2 separate regions of the Homo sapiens genome follow, and region 1 is linked to region 2. Evidence: chromatin contacts called from ENCODE Hi-C or POLR2A ChIA-PET data. All regions are on one chromosome and are shown on one strand. Each heading gives the region's core, a stretch centred on a gene start or an enhancer-like site at or near the end of the contact. The rest is flanking DNA. Distances are from core to core; before and after follow the strand shown. Region 1 overlaps POFUT1 (protein O-fucosyltransferase 1). Region 2 has its middle 25 kb from the start of PLAGL2.

Evidence for each region. A loop is a pair of places that touch in the nucleus more often than their neighbours do. ChIA-PET counts read pairs that join two places held with the same protein, here RNA polymerase II (POLR2A). Pooled maps may share reads with other maps.
Region 1: POLR2A ChIA-PET joins it to region 2 with 12 read pairs in H1. The contact joins two enhancer-like sites. A Hi-C loop is called at or near these places in 1 of 50 pooled maps. POLR2A ChIA-PET finds 5 or more read pairs at or near these places in 5 of 52 experiments (AG04449, H1, HEK293 and 2 more).

The regions. Positions count from the first base shown.
Region 1 is chr20:32,215,423-32,218,551 of GRCh38, forward strand. POFUT1 (protein O-fucosyltransferase 1) reads left to right here. Exons shown (of 7, transcript NM_015352.2): 3 at 1-29; 4 at 1,187-1,299. Among named protein-coding and RNA genes, the nearest start is that of POFUT1, 9.1 kb to the left of the region's middle. Within about 2 kb of position 1,454, at least 3 of the 41 ENCODE cell types and tissues checked have a DNase peak (open chromatin) inside an H3K27ac peak, as active enhancers do.
Region 2 is chr20:32,181,210-32,184,793 of GRCh38, forward strand. No RefSeq gene overlaps it. Among named protein-coding and RNA genes, the nearest start is that of PLAGL2, 25 kb to the right of the region's middle. RefSeq lists an enhancer at 848-1,348. Within about 2 kb of position 1,307, at least 2 of the 41 ENCODE cell types and tissues checked have a DNase peak (open chromatin) inside an H3K27ac peak, as active enhancers do.

The sequences.
Region 1 (3,129 bases), core at 204-2,703, 34 kb after region 2:
GCCCAGATAAGAAGACGTGCCCCATGAAGGTGGGTCCTGTGGGTTCGGGGGCCCTTTCTTCCTGTTCCATGTCCTCTAGGCCCCCAAGACTATGTCATGGCAAAATGTGGGGAAAAGCACCAGAAGGACTTAGAATAGAAAGATGGAGATTTAAGTCCTGTTTCTGGCATTTGTTAGCGAAGCTGCATCACCTTGGGCAGAAGACTTTGCTTCTCTGAACCTTCATTTCTACCTACAAAATAGAGATGCCAGTCCCTGCTCTGTCTCACTCCTAAAGTGTCATGAGGGCCAGGTGAAAAAGTGCTTGTAAACTGCAAAGTGCCACATCAGTAATAATAACTAATATTCATGTAGCACTTACTATGTATGTCAGGTACCACGCTAAGAGCTTTACATGTATCAACTCATTTAATACTCACACTGTTCCATGAGGAAAATACTTATAATATCCCCACTTCATAGAGAGGACACCGAGGATGGCACAGAGAGGGTCAGTGTCTTACCCAGGATCACACAGCAAACAAGTGGTAGAGCTGGGATTCAACCTTAGGTAATTTGGCACCATTGTCTACCCACTTAACTTGAATACCTTCCTGCATCTCAGCAGGTAAATGAGAGGCTGTCATATCTTATTAAAAGAAATTTATACATTTCTGGCACTTTGGAAATAAACCCCCAAGTATGTCTTTCGGTGTATGTGCTAAAGTCTTGGGAAAGTGGTTGGAAGAACTATGAAATTTGAGAAAGGAGACCTAGCTCACAGCCCCAACAGTGCCCTTACTGGCTGTGTAACCTTGGGTAAGTGTCTGACCCTCAGTGGGCCTTGGTTTCCACCTTGAAAATGAAGGCATTGGATTAGCCAATCTTGAATGTCTCTTGAAGCTCTAGTCCTTGGTTCAAAATCCAAGGTCTGCTTCTCCCCAGACCCTCATCAGTGCTGCTGGGTCAGCAGGATGTGACATGTGAACAGGAAAGACTCTCCTGCTGGAATCCAGAATTGAAGCCACGGCACTCTGCTCAGCCCCTGGCCTAGGAATTGCAGAGTGACATTTCTCCTAGGCCATCCTGTGAGAGTGTTTTGGCCTGAGTCACATCACCCAGCTTCCCCCACCTACACTTCCCTGGCCCCATCCCCAAATGGCTTTCCCTCCCCATCAGTAAGCCTTCCACCACTCTCTTTCTGCAGGAAGGAAACCCCTTTGGCCCATTCTGGGATCAGTTTCATGTGAGTTTCAACAAGTCGGAGCTTTTTACAGGCATTTCCTTCAGTGCTTCCTACAGAGAACAATGGAGCCAGAGGTACTTGGAGGGGGTAGCGTTTCTGGGTTTAGGGGAGGCGCATGGAGCTCATGAGCATTCAGCACCTTCTGGCACTCTCCCCATCTTCCCAACTCTGATGTATGAGACCAAAGGTGCAGGTGCTCTGTCTGTTGAACTTGGAATCCTGTGTGATCTGTTCCCATGTCCACGCCTGACACGGTGGAACATTGACCCGCCATGAGATTGAGAAAGAGTTCATCGGTTGATAAGGGATGTCATAAAAAGAACATTCTGCAGTCGCATGAGTCTCAATTTCCTCCTCTAGGCGTGAGAATCACTCCTGTGTTACCTTACTCTTCCCAAGGTGAAACTGGAAGCAGCTTCTAGAGAACAGCTTCAGGTGCAGACCGAGAAATGACGTCATCCTGATAATTATTGGACGTGTTTATTAATTGCACCCCATTAGCCCCTGTTTTTAAAAAATATAGGTTAGCAGGACGTGGGCACAGGCCGTGAAACATTTATAGGGCGCCTGTCACGTGTGAGACATAGTAATCAGAGGCCAATGGTGATGTGTGAAAATGAGGATGACCAGCTCTGGTTTTCTAGGAGCTATGGTCTCATAATGACAATAATCAGCATAGTGTACTTGTCCTTAATGTTATAGCATGGCAGGAAAGACCATGGGCTTAGAAGGCAGACATTGGTTAGGAGGTGCAGGGAACATACTAATTCATGTGCGGTCAAAGCACTTGGCATTTAATAGGGCAAAGGTAAACAGATGTAGAGAAATGAGTCTCATGCCTGTAATCCCAGCACTTTGGGAGGCCAAGGTGGGTGGATCACTTGAGCCTAAGAGATCAAGGCTGCAGTGAGCCATGATGGTACCCCTGCACTCCAGCCCAGGTTACAGAGCAAGGGCCTGTCTCAGCAAAACAAAACAAGCACAGGCCAAGGAGTGAGATAGCCAGCGCTGATGGTATCTGCCTCGTAGTGCATGAAGTGCATGTCATACACTAAGCAGCCAGCCAGTGTTGGCTGTCAGTGTTATTACTCACATGCTTTATTTTATTTAAGACTTTGAGATAGTTCATGAAGTGGGTATTATTATCAATTTCCATTTTATAGGTGAGGAAACTGAGCCCAGTGAAGTTAAATAACTTCCCAAGGTCATTGAGCTGTTGAGTGGACAGCTCAGGTCTGTTTGTAAATCTTTAATAAATAACAACAGCTAAGATTCATTTAGTGTCTTCTATGTGCCAGACACTGTTCTAAGTCTTCACAGGTATTGACTCACTTAATCTTTCCCTGAGTCTGTGGGTTGTTACTGCCATCTGTGCTTTACACTTAGAGAAATTGAAGCAGAAAGGAATAAGGTCCCTTGCCCAAGGTCATAAAGCTTGAAGTTGCAGAGCTTGGTTTTGAACCCAGAAGTCTGAATCCAAAGCACCAGTTACTTTATATATTTATATTTGAAATGGGTCTTGCTTGTCTCCCAGGCTGGAGTACAGTAGCATGATCATAACTCACTATAACCTCAAATCCCTGGGCTCAAGCAATCCTCCCCGCTCCGCCTCCCAAGCAGCTGGGAGTGCAGGCATGTGCCACCATGCCTGACGAATATTTTGTTTTGTTTTGTACAAACAGGGTCTTGCTATGTTGCCCAGGCTGGTCTTAAACTCCTGGCCTCAAGTGATCCTCCCACCTCAGCCTCCCAAAGTGCTGGGATTACAAGCATGAGCTGCTGCGCCCAGTCCCAAAGCACCTGTTCTTAATCACAGTGGATTAAATAGCTGTGCCTTTAACAGCTGCCAGTTCCCTTCTGGGACTTGCCTTTGGACCTAGCTTTGGACCTAGTTCATGTGCCAC
Region 2 (3,584 bases), core at 57-2,556:
GAGACACTCACACAATTGATGCTCAATCTCTCCTCACTCACCAAAGGAGAGTCTAAAGGGCCTGCCTCCTAGGAATCTTAGTTTGGCAGTGACTTGGCTCAACTTAAGGAACTTTCTAGGTCCAGAACCCTTGCAACTGGACCTGTGCTAGCCTAGAAGTCAGCACCCTCTAACCCTGAGGGCCATCATGGGGTGAAAGTGCCAGCTGTGAGGTCTCACAGAAAAGCCAAAGTGTGACTGTGAGCGCCTAGAGGCAGTGGTCTTAGCTTGCCTCTAGGCACTGGACATTATGAGCAGACATCCATTCCGCGTCAATGCTTGGTCTACCACTACCCTGCTCCCCCTTGCCAATAACTAATTCAAGACTGGGCATGTGACCCAGTTCTAGTCAGTAAGGTATAGGACCAGGAAAATCTACAGTGGCTTCTGGGAAAGGCTTCCTCCATTTTAAGAGGAGCCATGGTAAGACATAGTCTCCCCTCTCTGGAATTGCCATATTCCAGTGTGGACACTTGGGGCTGCTGCCACCATCTTGGCACCAACCTGAGGATGGAACTAACAAGAAGGATGGCAGATCAGAGAAGGCCCGAGCCTGGACGCATCATTGAGGTGATGGATCAAATAGCCCCACTGCCTCAATTCCCCTCTGAATATTCATATAAGGAAAAAAGACTTAGTGGTTCAGTTAGATGCCACCAAAAGCAAAAGCATTGTCACTGAGCCAGCCACCTGGAGGGCTGGAGGTGCATGGAGGGGAGCACCTTAAAGGTACTTTTACCTCCTGCTAAGGAGTTTTGACTTTCTCCTTTGGATGAGAAAAGGGCCAATAGCTGTGAAAAGACATGCCTAAGGCCATGTAGGGGGAAGTGGCAAGAGCAGCCCTGCACAGGCCTATCAGCCTTCCAGCGGGTGCCTGATGCACTACAGCCCTGTGCCCCAGGATCCTGAGTCAGCTTTGATGGTGGGGCCTGTGGGTGGAGGCCTCAAAGTTCACCGACTCCAGTCAACGTTTAGTTCTCCTGCTGAGCAAGAGCAAGCAAGCACTGGGGACTTCCTTGAATTTTTGTGCTGAAATGGTATCCTTGGAGGAAAATATCAAAGTCCCCCGAGCTGTAATCAAGGCAGTTGCAGATTACAAGTAATTGCCATAGTTTCGGGACAGGTTTTTCTTGGATTTAAAAGAGCCTGTCCAAAGTTCCTTCCCGGGCCAACAGAACAGAACAGGGCAGGCACCTGAGACAGAGGGGAGCAGAACCCTGGGATCCAAGGCTTGTGTTTGCTCTCCACGCCAGAGCAGGAAGCCCCCTCTGTACCCTGGCCTCCTTCCTCCACGCTTGGAGCATGTGTAGGCCACGTGGCCATGTCTCTGTAGTAGGAGTCGGGAATGGGCTCCGGGACATTTATTGCCTCAATTCCAAGACTGCCTGGAAAAGGGCGGTACTGCCTTGGGCAGTAGAGAGTTCCTATCGCTAGAGATACAAACCCCAGAAGGGCCTTCAGCAGGCATCTGATGCCTTCATACATGCTGTCGCCTCGCCCACCAGGAAGACCCTCCTGAACCTCAAAGATGTGACACATGCATTCATTCATTTCACAAAGAACTACTTGTGCCAGGTGCTGCTCTAGGTAAGGGGGATTTAGCAATGAATAAAACAAAGTGCCTCTGGGTGTGGCGGCTCACGCCTGTAATCCCAGCACTTTGGCCAAGGTTGGCAGATCACCTGAGGTCAGGAGTTCGAGACCAGCCTGGCCAACATGGGGAAACCCCATCTCTACTAAAAATACGAAAATTAGCCAGGTATGGTGGTGCATGCCTGTAATCCCAGCTACACAGGAGGCCGAGGCACAAGAATTGCTTGAACCCAGGAGGAGGGGGTTGCAGTGAGCTGAGATTATGCCACTGCACTCCAACCTGGGTGACAGATCCAGACTCCGTCTCAAAAAAAAAAAAAAAAAAATTCCCGAAGAGTGTAGAGAAAAAAAACAGATAAAATGAATATACAATGTGATATCAGGTGGTTGTTAAGTGCTATAACAGAAAGGGGACAGAGAGTGACAGGGTGAGTTTTAGAAAGGGTGGTCGGGGAAGGCTTCCCTGGAAGAGGTGTAACTAATGTTTGAACTGATAAACTTTAATGAAGGCAGGAGCCGGCCATGCAAACATCTGGAGAAGCAGCGTCTAGGCAGAGGGAAGAGGAAGCAAGGTCTTCAGCCAGGTTTGAAGACTAGCAAGAGGCTGGTGTAGACTGGGCATGGTGGCTCACACCTGAAATCCTAGCACTTTGGGAGGCCAAGGTGGGCAAATTGCCTGAGCCCAGGAGTTCAAGACCAACCTGGACAACATGGTGAAACCCCATCTCTACAAAAAATACAAAAATTGGTTGGGCATGGTGGCACACACCTGTAGTTCCAGCTACTCAGGAGGCTGAGGTGGGAGGATCACCTGAGCCCTGGGAGGTTGAGGCTGCAGTGAACCTTGATCGTGCCACTGCACTCCAGCTTGGGCAACAGAGTGAGACTCCATCTCAAAAAAAAAAATGGCTGCTGGAGCTCGAAAGTGGTCTGGCGGCGGAGAAGCATAGGAGATGAAGTTGGATTGGTGACTGGAAGTCAGATCAGGAGGGTCTTGCAGGCCAGGCAGAGCATGTTGGCTTTTCCTCTGTATATTGCAGCCATTGGGTTTGGAGCAGAAGGGCATGGTCTGACTCAGGCTTAGACAGCCACACTCTGCCTGCTGCACCCATATAAAGCCCTGGCACATGGTAGGTGGTTAATAAACTTTGGTGATTATTATCAATGTTCTTCAGCTGCACCATTGGACCCCGGAGCTCACTGAGGGCAGGGACCAGAATGGTCATCCATGCCTATTATAGCTGGTGCTAAGATGTGTGGATATATCAGTGACTCAGGGCATGAATGAGTGAGCAAGCTTGGAGTGGGTTCTGAGGAGGAGACTCATGCCCCCAGGGCAGGTGGGACATGCCGTTGGTGCCATGTAAAGGAAGCAAGCCACTGGCTATGCCACAGAGAGAACAGGTAGGCAGGTAAGTGCCCATTTTAGAAAAGAACCATTGCCTGGGCCCTAGGGGAATGCAGGATGCAGCTGGGCCCAAGTATGGCTGCAGGAGCCAACGCAGCCTGCAAACCAGCAGGCAAGAGTCAGGCAAACCACATGGGGCACCACCTCCTAGAATCACCAGGATGCTTACAGGCTCACCCTGATCCCCCCGGGAACATTAGAGGCAGTCATCTGGCACAAAACAGCACCCAGAGGGTGCAGCCTAGACAGGCACTGGTGCCCAGATTCTGGTTTTAGGCTGTACATGGGAGGTGGCAGACACTGTTGTGGGCTGGGGAAATCATGGAGGGCTTCCTAGAAGAGCTATAGCCTAGATGGACAGATAAGGTTCAAACTGAAGACACTAGGGGTCTATAACTGCAGACACTCCTCCAGACATGCCCTGTGAGATCACTCCACCTCTGAACCATGCCTGATACCCCTCCTCACTATCCACAGGATAATGCCTTGGCTTGGCATTCAAGAGTTCCTATCTTCAGAAAGTGGCCTCTTCAGGTATTGCTCT